Linked DNA regions of Homo sapiens: region 1 is linked to region 2. A link is a contact called in ENCODE Hi-C data. All regions are on one chromosome and are shown on one strand. Each heading gives the region's core, a stretch centred on a gene start or an enhancer-like site at or near the end of the contact. The rest is flanking DNA. Distances are from core to core; before and after follow the strand shown.

The links. A loop is a pair of places that touch in the nucleus more often than their neighbours do. Pooled maps may share reads with other maps.
Region 1: a loop to region 2 is called in a map of CD8-positive, alpha-beta T cell, with 23 times the contacts of the local background. The contact joins the promoter of TTI1 here to the promoter of CHMP4B in region 2. A Hi-C loop is called at or near these places in 2 of 168 maps with a recorded cell type or tissue (CD4-positive, alpha-beta T cell and CD8-positive, alpha-beta T cell) and 8 of 50 pooled maps.

Annotation. Positions count from the first base shown.
Region 1 is chr20:38,031,807-38,037,122 of GRCh38, reverse strand. It overlaps TTI1 (TELO2 interacting protein 1), which reads left to right and starts at 3,667. Exons shown (of 8, transcript NM_001303457.2): 1 at 3,667-3,719. RPRD1B (regulation of nuclear pre-mRNA domain containing 1B) reads right to left here and starts at 3,377. Exons shown (of 7, transcript NM_021215.4): 1 at 3,025-3,377. The coding sequence starts at 3,175. It overlaps LOC124904898 (a long non-coding RNA gene), which reads right to left and starts at 3,017. Exons shown (of 2, transcript XR_007067579.1): 1 at 1,718-3,017. RefSeq lists enhancers at 2,745-3,340, 3,541-3,810, 3,341-3,936.
Region 2 is chr20:33,807,670-33,813,464 of GRCh38, reverse strand. CHMP4B (charged multivesicular body protein 4B) reads right to left here and starts at 2,117. Exons shown (of 5, transcript NM_176812.5): 1 at 1,807-2,117. The coding sequence starts at 1,996. It overlaps ZNF341-AS1 (ZNF341 antisense RNA 1), which reads left to right and starts at 2,366. Exons shown (of 4, transcript NR_110623.1): 1 at 2,366-2,425. RefSeq lists enhancers at 824-893, 722-1,562, 2,329-2,408, 2,148-2,442 and a silencer at 1,989-2,268.

The DNA.
Region 1 (5,316 bases), core at 2,418-4,917, 4.2 Mb before region 2:
ACTCAGAGACAGTCTGTGAGCATCTCAGCTACGGAAAATGACTTCACCCTAGGTAGAACCTACAGGGCTAATCAATCTGAACATTAGGGCACAGAATCCTTTTCTTTCAGTGTGGGGGCATTTTCAGTTCATGAAATAAGCCTGGATATTCGGAAGCTAGGTATTGATGCTTGGAAGAGCATCTTTTTTTAACTCTGCACTGTCCAGTAAGTTAGCCACTAGCCACGTGTGGCTATTGGAACACCTGAATTGCAGCTGGTAAAAACTGGAAACTAAATTTTCAATTCTATCTACTTAAAACTTTAGTTCCTTAGTCACACATTTTAAGTGCTCCATAGCCACATATACCAAGCGGCTACCTGTTGGATGGCACAGATAGAAAACATTGCTATTATCACAGAAAATTGTATTAGATAGCGCTGTTTATATCCTTTATGCTGCTATCATAGAAAGTTGTATTGGATAGCGCTGTTTAGATCCTTTACTCAACCACGAAAATTCTATCAGAGACCATGATTTAATTCCTATTTTTAAACTATATAACAGGCACCACGCGATATCCTGTGGTGTTGCAAATAAACAAGAAGGTCTAGTTCCTCTCTCAAAACATAATCTAATGACAAAGATGTAACCAGTTCAAATGAACAGCTAGTAGGAACAAATTAAATGCTAAACTGGTATGATGGGGTGGGAGGCACTCATTAATTCTAATAAATGAAAGCACCACAGTTTGATTGCAGTCAGGTGACCACCTTCACTTATTAAATGCATTGAGGCACTGAGTACATGAAAAAGAACACATTTTGGCATCAGGCAGCCCTGGGCTCATGTCCTAGCTGTATGTCTGTGGACAAGGCACTTAATCCCTCTATACCTTTATCATCTCATCTATAAAATGAGGATAATAATGCTAGCCTACTTGCAACATAAGGCTTTACCACGTAAGATTAGGGATAACGGAGCTTCATACACAAATGTACTCTCTAATTTGCTTTTTTTCAGTAACTCAACTAGGGTGAGGCAAGGAATCAAGAAAGTGTCACAAAAGAAGTGACACTTGGCCAGGCGTGGTGGCTCACACCTGTAATACCAGCACTTTGGGAGGCCGAGGCGGGGGCATCACAAGGTCAGGAGATCAAGACCATCCTGGCTAACACAGTGAAACCCCATCTCTACTAAAAATACAAAAAATTAGCTGGGTGTGGTGGCGGGCCCCTGTAGTTCCAGCTACTCGGGAGGCTGAGGCAGGAGAATGGCATGAACCCGGGAGGTGGAGCTTGCAGTGAGCTGAGATCGCACCACTGCACTTCAGCCTGGGTGACAGAGCGAGACCCCCATCTCAAAAAAAAAAAAACAAAAAAAATGACACCTGAGATGGACTTTAACTGCCTCTTGAGGTCCCACCCAATAGAATTCTGTACAGTGGCAATTCACATTTCAGCACACTCTTCAAATAATTTCTGAATGGCACAGTGGGGTACATGAAGAAGGCCCCATAAACTCCAGGCTCTACCTCTTCCCGGAACTGCCCGAAGGGCTGAGGGGATCCCTATCTCAGTACAGTACGCGATATTTGGGGGCAGTCCCTGCTAAAGGGCTAGAACTGGGTCTCCTGAAAAAAATCATGAAGATTTTGGTGTTTGCCAGCCTGTTGTAGTCTGAGCCTGTTCAGTTCGAAAGCCTTGAAAATACCACTTAGCCACTTCAGTTTCCTCACCTGTAGAGCAGGACATCTGTGGTGTCCCCAACTCACAGATAGTATAGAACACTTGTAAAGCCACTTCGCTATAAAGGCCTACCACATATAGGGTGTCTGGAGCAGCTCTGAGCTTCATTTCTTCAGTCTTCCATTATGAAACTCATCCGGGAGTGTAGGTGTCCATCTTTCCCCACCAGACTGTAAGCAACTTGAAGGTAAAGACCATGCCTCACAGTGAGTAATCAAAAGTCTCATCTCACCATAATCTGCTGAATGCCTACACTGTGCCTCACCCCATGCTAAATGTTCATTTGGATTATCCCGTTTACTCCTCACCACGAGATGAGTCTCAGTTTTTCCTCTTCTGCAAAGTTCCTACTTCATAGGGCTCCGAGAATTTTTTTTAATGGCAATGTATGTAAAGATATCAGTACTGCACTTCGCATGTAATAAAGACATAGTAAATTTCAGTTATCCATTCTGTAGATAAGAAAATTAAGGCACAGACAGGTTAAGTTGCTGGGGTCAGTAAGGCGGCAAAGTCAGGCTTAAATTCTAGGCAGTTGGCAGAGGCAACATGCTGCAAGTGTCCAAGCCAGTGCCTGGCACATAACAGAATGAGTTCAATGAATTGTCTGTCAGAACCTGAGCAGGGCCTGAAATCAATGACAACTGCATGAGAGAGGAGAGGAGAGGAGAGGTAAGGTCTGGGTGGCCCCTTAACCTAAGATGGGAGAGACTACCTACTTCACAGGGCTGTTCTAAGGACTGAGTGCGAGGATACACACAAAGGTCTTAGTATAGTGACTGGTATGAAGTAAAGGCTTTGTAAGGGGTAGCTATCCTTGCCTCCCTCTTACAGATGAGAAAACGGAGACACAGGGAGATGAAGAAACTCTCCCAGTATTATTCAGCTGGCAAATAGCTGAGCCAGGACTCGATCTGCAGAGTCTGACTCCGGAGCCCACTGGCTTTTACTCCAAATACCCAGCACTGGGCCCGACATGCTAGGGCCAGTACGGCAGTGAATGCAGCCGAGATAATAACAGCCACAAATGTCAGGGGGAAACTGAAGGGAAAATGGCTTGATGAACTAGAAGTCTGGACACCTGAGTCCCAGTCCGTGGACCCTCAGGCAAGTACCTTAAACCTTCCCGGGCCTCAGTTTCCTTCTTCGAGAAATGGGGCTAACTTTGTCTCCCATCTCAGAAGCTCGATCAGGCCTGGAAAGCAAGGCTCAATGAAGAGGCTTAGAGGGGCCTAGGTTGTATGTGGGCGAGAGGACAATCCGGGGACCGTCCAGGGGGTGGGGATTTGGTGTTTACCTTTGCGGAGCTCGCGGTGCCACACGGAGACGATGGGTCCCGCGTGCTTGCGGTGGTGGATGAGCCAAAGGGACAGGGTCTGCACGCTCTGCTGAGAGTTGCTCAGCTCCGAGAGCTTCTTCTCCAGCGCCGACTCAGAGAAGGAGGACATGGTGGCGGCAGTGAGGCCCGGCAGGGAGCGGCCTGGGCCGCCCAGTGCGGCGGGAAGAGCGACGGCACGAGGCCGGGGCCTCACCTGACAGGCTGCGGGACTTTTTACCGACTGACAGACTGCCAGGGGTGCGAGAAGGGGGAGGGGATGGGTCTCCGCAGTAACAGCCGCCCGCGCCGCCGCCACAAGATGGCCACCCGACCTCTCACCCTGCCGCGAGAGCGAGGTCAAAGGGCAAGGGCCGGAGCAGAGGGGCACCGAGAGGCGTCGGAGCTCTAGAAAACCGTCCCTTTGGAGGCGGCGGCCGCTCTGAACCTCGCGCAGAGCACTTCGAAGGAGACAGAGCGAGGCAAGGAGAGTAGTTCCCCGGGCCCCCGGAAAGAGCTTTGACCGCTCGAGCCTGCACACCGGCGCAGTGGATCTCGCCGGAACCCTTTTTCCCGCTCCCTCGGAACCTTTCTGGCGCGATACGGCGCGCTACTTAGCGCGTCACTTCCGGCGAGGCAGAGGAGGCGGGAGAGTGAGAGAAAGGCTGGAAGACGAGGTAAGGGAAGAGTGGCGGGAACCAGAGGGAGCCCAGCAGCTGGGACCCTGTAGAGGGGTATCCTGAGGGGACATTGAGTCTGAGAGATCATGATCTGGATATGGGAGGGGGATTTCCTTTCTAATCTGGCGGGCCCCAGGCCGCATCTTTCCTCCATATGTGTTCGGCTCTCTGGCTGTCCCCCAAAACACTTAGTTTTGGTTCTTCCAAGCCACCCACGTGCCCTTTTCACGCCTCCACGCCCTGGCGCTCGTTCTCTGTCCGAAAGTGACATCCCCTTTCTCACCTGGTGAGCTCCTACTCAGCCCCCCGGAGCACCCTTTAATGTCCTGTTTTGACCTTTTAGTCTGTAACAGCGCCGTCATGAAACACACATTTGGGCTCTCGGCTCTTAAGTGGGTTCTCACTCAGGGTATTATTACGTGCTGCTTTTGCCGTCTGCGGGTCCAGTTGACTTTTTCGAACTTAAGTGAGGTGTTAACTTTAGGGAAAAGGTGGAGGGAACTAACTTAGCCTTCCCAATGTGTCTGTTGACCTCATGTTGAGACACACTATTTGAGGCCTGGCGCAACGTCTCTTGCTTGTAATCCCAACCCTTTGGGAGGCCGAGGCGAGAGGATAGCTTGAGGACTGGAGTTCAAGACCAGCCTGGGTAACAGCGAAAATTAGCCAGGCATGGTGACGCTCACCTGCAGTTCCAGCTACGCGAGAGGATACCTTGAGCCCAGGAGTTAGAGGTTACAGTGAGCTATGATCGTGCCACTGCACTCCAGCCTGGGCGATGGAGCGAGACTCTTCTCTGAAACAAAACAAAACACTATCTGAGACTCTAAACCTTGACCCTATTTTTTTTTTAAGTTTTAAATCCCAGGTATCAAAGCAGCAGAGAAATTTTGTTTTTCTTACTGCCACGGGGGTGATGGTAGGGAGTTAAGTTATAGACATAAGAGGGTTTTAAAATTTCCTGATCGTGGTATAACTTCCTAGTTGTGGGCAGACTCTAGTTTAGGAGACGTTCTTCTAGTTGATGCCTGCTTTTGCTCTTATTGCACTGTATTGCAGTTCTTTGCTTACATGCTTTTACCCTTCCTCCAGACTGGAATCATAATCATAGCTAACGCAGTGAGAGGTTACTATGTGCTAGACACAATTCCCACACAGTAACTCATTTAATCCTCACAACAAAGCTGTGAGGTATTATATTATCCCCCTTTGGACAGCGTAGGAAACAGGCTCAGAGAGGTTAAGTGACCTACCCAAGATCACATTACTAAGACTTGAGGGAAGGGGCTGCAACTTAGCCATCTTTTTGGCCCCAGTTCCTGATTTATCAAGTGAGTTAGTGTAAAAGAGGTGAGTAACCTAAAATCATACAGTGAGTATCTAGTCATAACTGAGGGCTTTTGTGTCGAAATCTAGATCATCTTTCCATATTAATAACACTGTCATATACTGAGCACTTTTATACCAAGTCACTGTCTATTAAGCACATTACATACTTTTTAAATTTAATTCTTACATCAGTCTTAGGAGTTGAAATTATTACAATCACTATTTGATAGACGAGAAAATGTAAAGCATGGTTAAGTACCCTATG
Region 2 (5,795 bases), core at 868-3,367:
CTCCCTGCTCCCACCCGCATCCCCCACCCACTCTCCAAAGAGCAGCCAGATGATGTTTTAAAAACTCTGTCAATAAGGACACGTTCCAACAAAATACTCTCCAAAAACTTTCCATCCACTTGGAATAAAATTCAAACTCTTCACCAACAGGTTCAAAGTCCAAGCCCCGCCCCCTTTATTCCATACCACTCTCCCTCCAAGCACTACATTCTGGACACAAGGGTCTCTCTCTTCGGTTTCTTACAACCTGCTAACCTCCGAGCCTTTTCCCATGCTGCTTTCCACGCCCAGAAGGCTCCTCCCCCTTTTTTTTTTTTTTTTACAGAGCTGGTTCCTTCTCCAGACTCAGTTCAAACTTTACCTTTTCAAAGACGCCTTCCCTGACCATTCTATCCAAAGTGGCATCCCTCCCACTCCACCACTCCCTATCAGACCATCTTTTTGTGTGTTTAGTACTTATCACCCCCGGACAATATTTTCTTCATTTATTTTCCTGTTTCTGTCTTCTCTCCCATTAGGGTTGAGGCCGTGTTTTGTTCACCCCTATGAATACAGCGCATGCAGCAGGCACTAAAAAGAATTTCCAGAATATCTGTTGACTATCAGCAGAGAAGCATCCTCCAGATAGGCTATTTTGTTCTCCTATTAGAATGGAGAAAACATCGATTTAGCCCCTACTATGTGCTGAGCACTGTAAATCCATGATTTTCCTTTCAGAAAGGTAAATGAGCTCAAGGTCGCACTGCTAGTCACTAGCAGACTTCTGAGTGAATTACCTCAATCCTAAACCCCTCTCAAGGGGAAGGGATGTCGTTCTGTGATTCACTCTCACATGGCCATAACAAGAAAAAGCAAACATTTCTAAACTGCTTTACAGTTTTAAAGCATTTTCACATTCATCTCACTTAAGAAAAACACAAAGCACTTGGAATGCCCAGAAAGCCATACGACAACAGGAAGTAAAGTAAGCAGTGCCTCAAGATTCAATACTGGGGCCCTGAATCCTAGTAGTGGGGACTGGGGAGCAGTCGGGAGTCTCTATTTCTGGTTCAGACGGATGGGGAAGCGGTGAGTCATGGGGTGAAGGCTTGCGCCACGGGAAACTTTGGTAAGGTCAAGCTACGAGGCAACAAAAAGTGAATCACAACGCTGGAAAACACCTTAGGCCTCAACAGAGGCCGAACTCTGGCTGACGGATGGGGAAACTGAGGCCTCAAAGGGAAAGCAACTTGCTCAAGTTCACTCAGCAAGTGAATAGAGCAGGAATCGGGGGTCTCATCTCCCCCAGTCCCCTTTTCTCTCCAGCAAGGAGGCTTTTCAACGAGAATTCTGAGACAAGAGGACAGGGGAGAGGCCAAGGGGCAGCTCACAGATTCCACCGAGGAGTCGGGAGAGGGCACAGGTAGGACCAGGAAGCACAGAAATGCTAGGATGGGGGCAGAAATGAGCCGAGGAGGAGGCAGGGGCAGTAGCTAGGCAGGTGGGTGAGGCGAGAAGGAAAAGGCGGAAGAGAAAGGGACAGAGTGAGGGCGGAGGAAAGTGCTGTGAGATTGGGGTCTGAAGGGACCTGGCGGGGTGGAGAGAGGCTGAGGGGAGAGGGCAGAATAAGTCTGACGATGGAAAAGTCCAGGGATCGGGGAGACATTGAAGGGAGTCGGGGAGGGGGTCCCAGACCCGGCAAGAAGTCTGACCCGGAGAGTTCCAGGGTCAGACCAGACCCCGAGGCGAGTCTGATGAAGGTGAAGTCCGGGCCCGGGGAGCCTGGGGGGAGCCCGTGGCAAGTCTGAAGGGGCCGGGCAGCCTCACCGCGCTTGTTTTTGGTGCCGTGCTTCTTGGCGGCCGTCAGCTCCTGCTCGATTTTCTTCTCCAGGAACTCCTGTTTCTTGCTTAACATCTCTTCCGTGTCCCGCAGCCGCTGGATGGCCTCCTGGGGGGTCGGGCCGCCCTTGCCGGCCTTACCCCCTCCAGCCCCGAACAGCTTCCCGAACACCGACATGGTTGCTGCTCGCCGCGCCGGCCTTCGCCGCCCGCTCCGGCTCGGCTCGGCTCGGCTCGGCTCGGGTCGGCTCCGGCGCCCGCTCCCAGTCCCGCCGCTCCCTGCCGCCGCAGGCCTCTCCTCCGCCTCCGCCTCCGCCCCGCAGCTGGGCCCGGCCGCGCCACCTCCCACAGGCCCCCACGCCCGGCCCGGCAGGCGTCAGGGCAACGCGCCACTGACTACAACTCCCAGTGGGCAACGCGCCGGCCGCGCCTCAAATCTAATAGGGGGAAGCGTGCTGCATGCCGGGAAGCTATAGTCTTCCGGCTTCAGGCGCTCCCCGGCGCGTCTTTTGCTGTAGCTGGGGTCAAAGGGCGTGTGGCATTCTGGGAAATGTAGTCTCCTTGGCCTGCGCTCTGTAGGAGTGGCAGAACAGTAAGAGAAATGACAGTAAGTGTGCAACACTGCTCAAAAATTTATTGCTAGTATGGGATACTGCCATGCTTGAACTTCACATGTATATTCATGTGAAGTTGTCTTAAAAGCGTGAAGGCAACAGTTGTTTCCAATTTCAACCTGTCAATTCTGTGGTCACAGAAGCAAAGCAGTATCTTCTCCAGTTAAGTACGGTAGTGTCCCCCTTATCTGAGATTTTACTTTGAGTAGTTTCACTTGGCCAGCTAAGGTCTGACAGTATTAAATAGAAAATTCCAGAAATAAACAGTTCATAAGTTTTTAATTTCCATTGGCCTAATGAAATCTCGTGCTATCCTGTTCCATCCTACCTGCAATGTGAATCATCCCTTTGTCCAACATACCTCTACCATCTGTTAGTTACTTACCAGCTTAGGAGTTATCAGATGGACTGCCACGGTGTTGCAGTGCTTTGGTTCGAGTAACCCTCATTTTACTATATAATGGCCCCAAAGTGCAAGAGTAGTAATGCTGGCAGTTTGGATATGCCAAAATGAAGCTGTAAAGTGCTTCCTTTAAATGTAAATGTGGAAGTTCTGAGCTTAAGAAAAAAAATCGTATGCTGAGCTTACTGAGGTCTGCAGTAAGAACGAATCTTCTAGCCCTAGAATTGTGAAAGAGGAAAAAGAAATTCATGCTGGTTTTGCTGTCGTACCTCAAACTGCAAAAGTTACAGCCACAGTGTGTGATAAGTGCTTAGTTAAGATAGAAAAGGCATTAAGTTGTATCCTTACTTACAGGGGAAAAAAAGAAAATAAATTTTTTTACAAAAGAAAAGAAAAAGCATTAAGCTTATACGTGGAAGACACGAACAAAAAATGTGTTCCAACTGACAGCAACCTGTTACCCCCCAGAAAGCATTGAGCCTGTATAAAGGCTTCAGCAAGGAATCTCCTAAAACCAGTGGCACCAAGCCACTTACTGAAAGTAATGGATGGTTGCACTGACTTAGGAATAGGTTTAGACTGCAAAATATAAAAATTACTGGATGGGCTGGGCACAGTGGCTCACACCTGTAATCTCAGCACTCTGGCAGGCCTAGGCGGATGGATCACCTGAGGTCAGGAGTTTGAGACCAGCCTGGCCAACGTGGTGAAACCCCATCTCTACTAAAAATAAAAAATAAAAATAAAAAAATTAGCTGGGCGTGGTGGCGCACGCCTGTAATCCCAGCTACTTGGGAGGCTGAGGCAGGAGAATCACTTGAACCTGAGAGGCAGAGGTTGCAGTAAACTGAAATCGTGCTATTGCACTCCAGCCTGGGCGAAAAGAGCAAAATTCTGTCTCAAAAAGAAAAAAAAAATTACTGGAGCCGGGCGCGGTGGCTCACGCCTGTAATCCCAGCACTTTGGGAGGCCAAGGCGGGCGGATCACGAGGTCAGGAGATCGAGACCATCCTGGCTAACAAGGTGAAACCCCGTCTCTACTAAAAATACAAAAAATTAGCCTGGCATGGTGGCGGCGGGTGCCTGTAGTCCCAGCTACTCTGGAGGCTGAGGCAGGAGAATGGCGTGAACCCAGGAGGCAGAGCTTGCAGTGAGCCGAGATTGCGCCACTGCACTCCAGCCTGGGCGACAGAGAGAGACTCCGTGTCAAAAAAAAAAAAAAAAAAAAGGCCGGGCGCGGTGGCTCATGCCTGTAATCCCAGGACTTTGGGAGGCCGAGGCGGGCGGATCACGAGGTCAGGAGATCAAGATCATCCTGGCTAACACGGTGAAACTCCATCTCTACTAAAAATACAAAAAAATTAGCCAGGCATGGTGGCACGCGCCTGTAGTCCCAGCTACTCAGGAGGCTGAGGCAGGAGAATGGCGTGAACCCGGGAGGCAGAGCTGGCAGTGAGCCGAGATGGCACCACTGCACTCCAGCCTGGGCAACAGAGCGAGGCTCCGTGTCAAAAAAAAAAAAAAAAGTTACTGGAGGTTGGGTGCGGTGACTCACGCCTGTAATTCCAGCATTTTGGGAGACCAAGGCAGGTGGATCGCTTGAGCCCAGGAGTTGAGGCCAGCCTGGGCAACATGGCGAAACCCCATCCCTACAAAAAATACAAAATTTAGCTGGGCATGATGGCACAGGCCTATAGTCCCAGCTGCTCAGGAGACTGAGCCATGAAGATCATCTGAGCCTGGGAGTTTGAAACTGCAGTGAGCTGTGATCTCACCACTGCACTCGAGCCTGGGTGACAGAGTGAGACCCTGTCACAAATAAATAAATAAATATTACTGGAGAGGCTACAGCAAGACAAGTTGGTGGAGAAGGATTTGGGGACATGCTTGATGAAGAAGTGGAAGATCATATTGAAGGCCACTGGGAAGTGTTAACAAATGTGGAATTGGAAGAACTTGTCAAGTCATCTACAAAGAAAGAGGAAAATGAAGGAGAAACAGAAACAGAACCAGCAATATGGGTGTTATCAAAATTTGCCGAGTGTTTCAAATTGCACAGACATTAAAGGACAAAATTATGGAATTCAATCCTCAGATAGAACACAGCATTAAAACCACTCGTGTGGTCACCAAAGGATTACAACTTCTGCAGCCACACTTCTATGAATTAAAAAGAAAGAGGCCAGGCATAGTGGCTAACACCTGTAATCCTAGGACTTTGGGAGGCCGAGGTGGGCAGATCACTTGAGGCCCGGAGTTTGAGACCAGCCCGGCCATCGTGGTGAAATCCTGTCTCTACTAAAAATACAAAAATTCACCAGGCATGGTGGCGTGCACCTGTAATCCTAGCTACTTGGGAGGCTAAGGCAGAAGAATTGCTTGAACCCAAGAGGCAGAGGTTGCAGTGAGCCGAGATTGCGCCACTGCACTCCAGCCTGGGCGACAGAGACTCTGTCTCAAAAAAAAAAAAAAAAAAAAGAATTAAATAGAAAGAGATGGCCAGGTGCAGCGGCTCACGCTTGTAATCTCAGCACTTTGGGATGCTGAGGTAGGCGGGTCACTCGAGCTCACAGGTTTGAGACCAGCCTGGGCAACATGGTGAAACCTCATCTCTACAAAAAATGCAAAAAACTAGCTGGGTGTGGTGGCGCACACCTGCAGTCCCAGCTACTCAGGAGGCTGAGGTGGGAGGATCACCTGAGCCCAGGAGGTTGAGGCTGCAGTGAGCCATGATCACACCACTGCACTGAAACCTGGGCAACAGACTGAGATGCTATCTCAGAAAAAGAAAGAAAGAGACAACTTCCAGTAATAATGTTCTTCCAAAAGTTTTTGGCAAAAACGCAATTATCCAAGGACCCCCAATCATTGGTTGACATCGTCTGATCCTGATATCCAACCACTGACATCGTCATAGCTCAATGATCCAGGATCACCCAAAGCAGATGGTCCTCCTGACA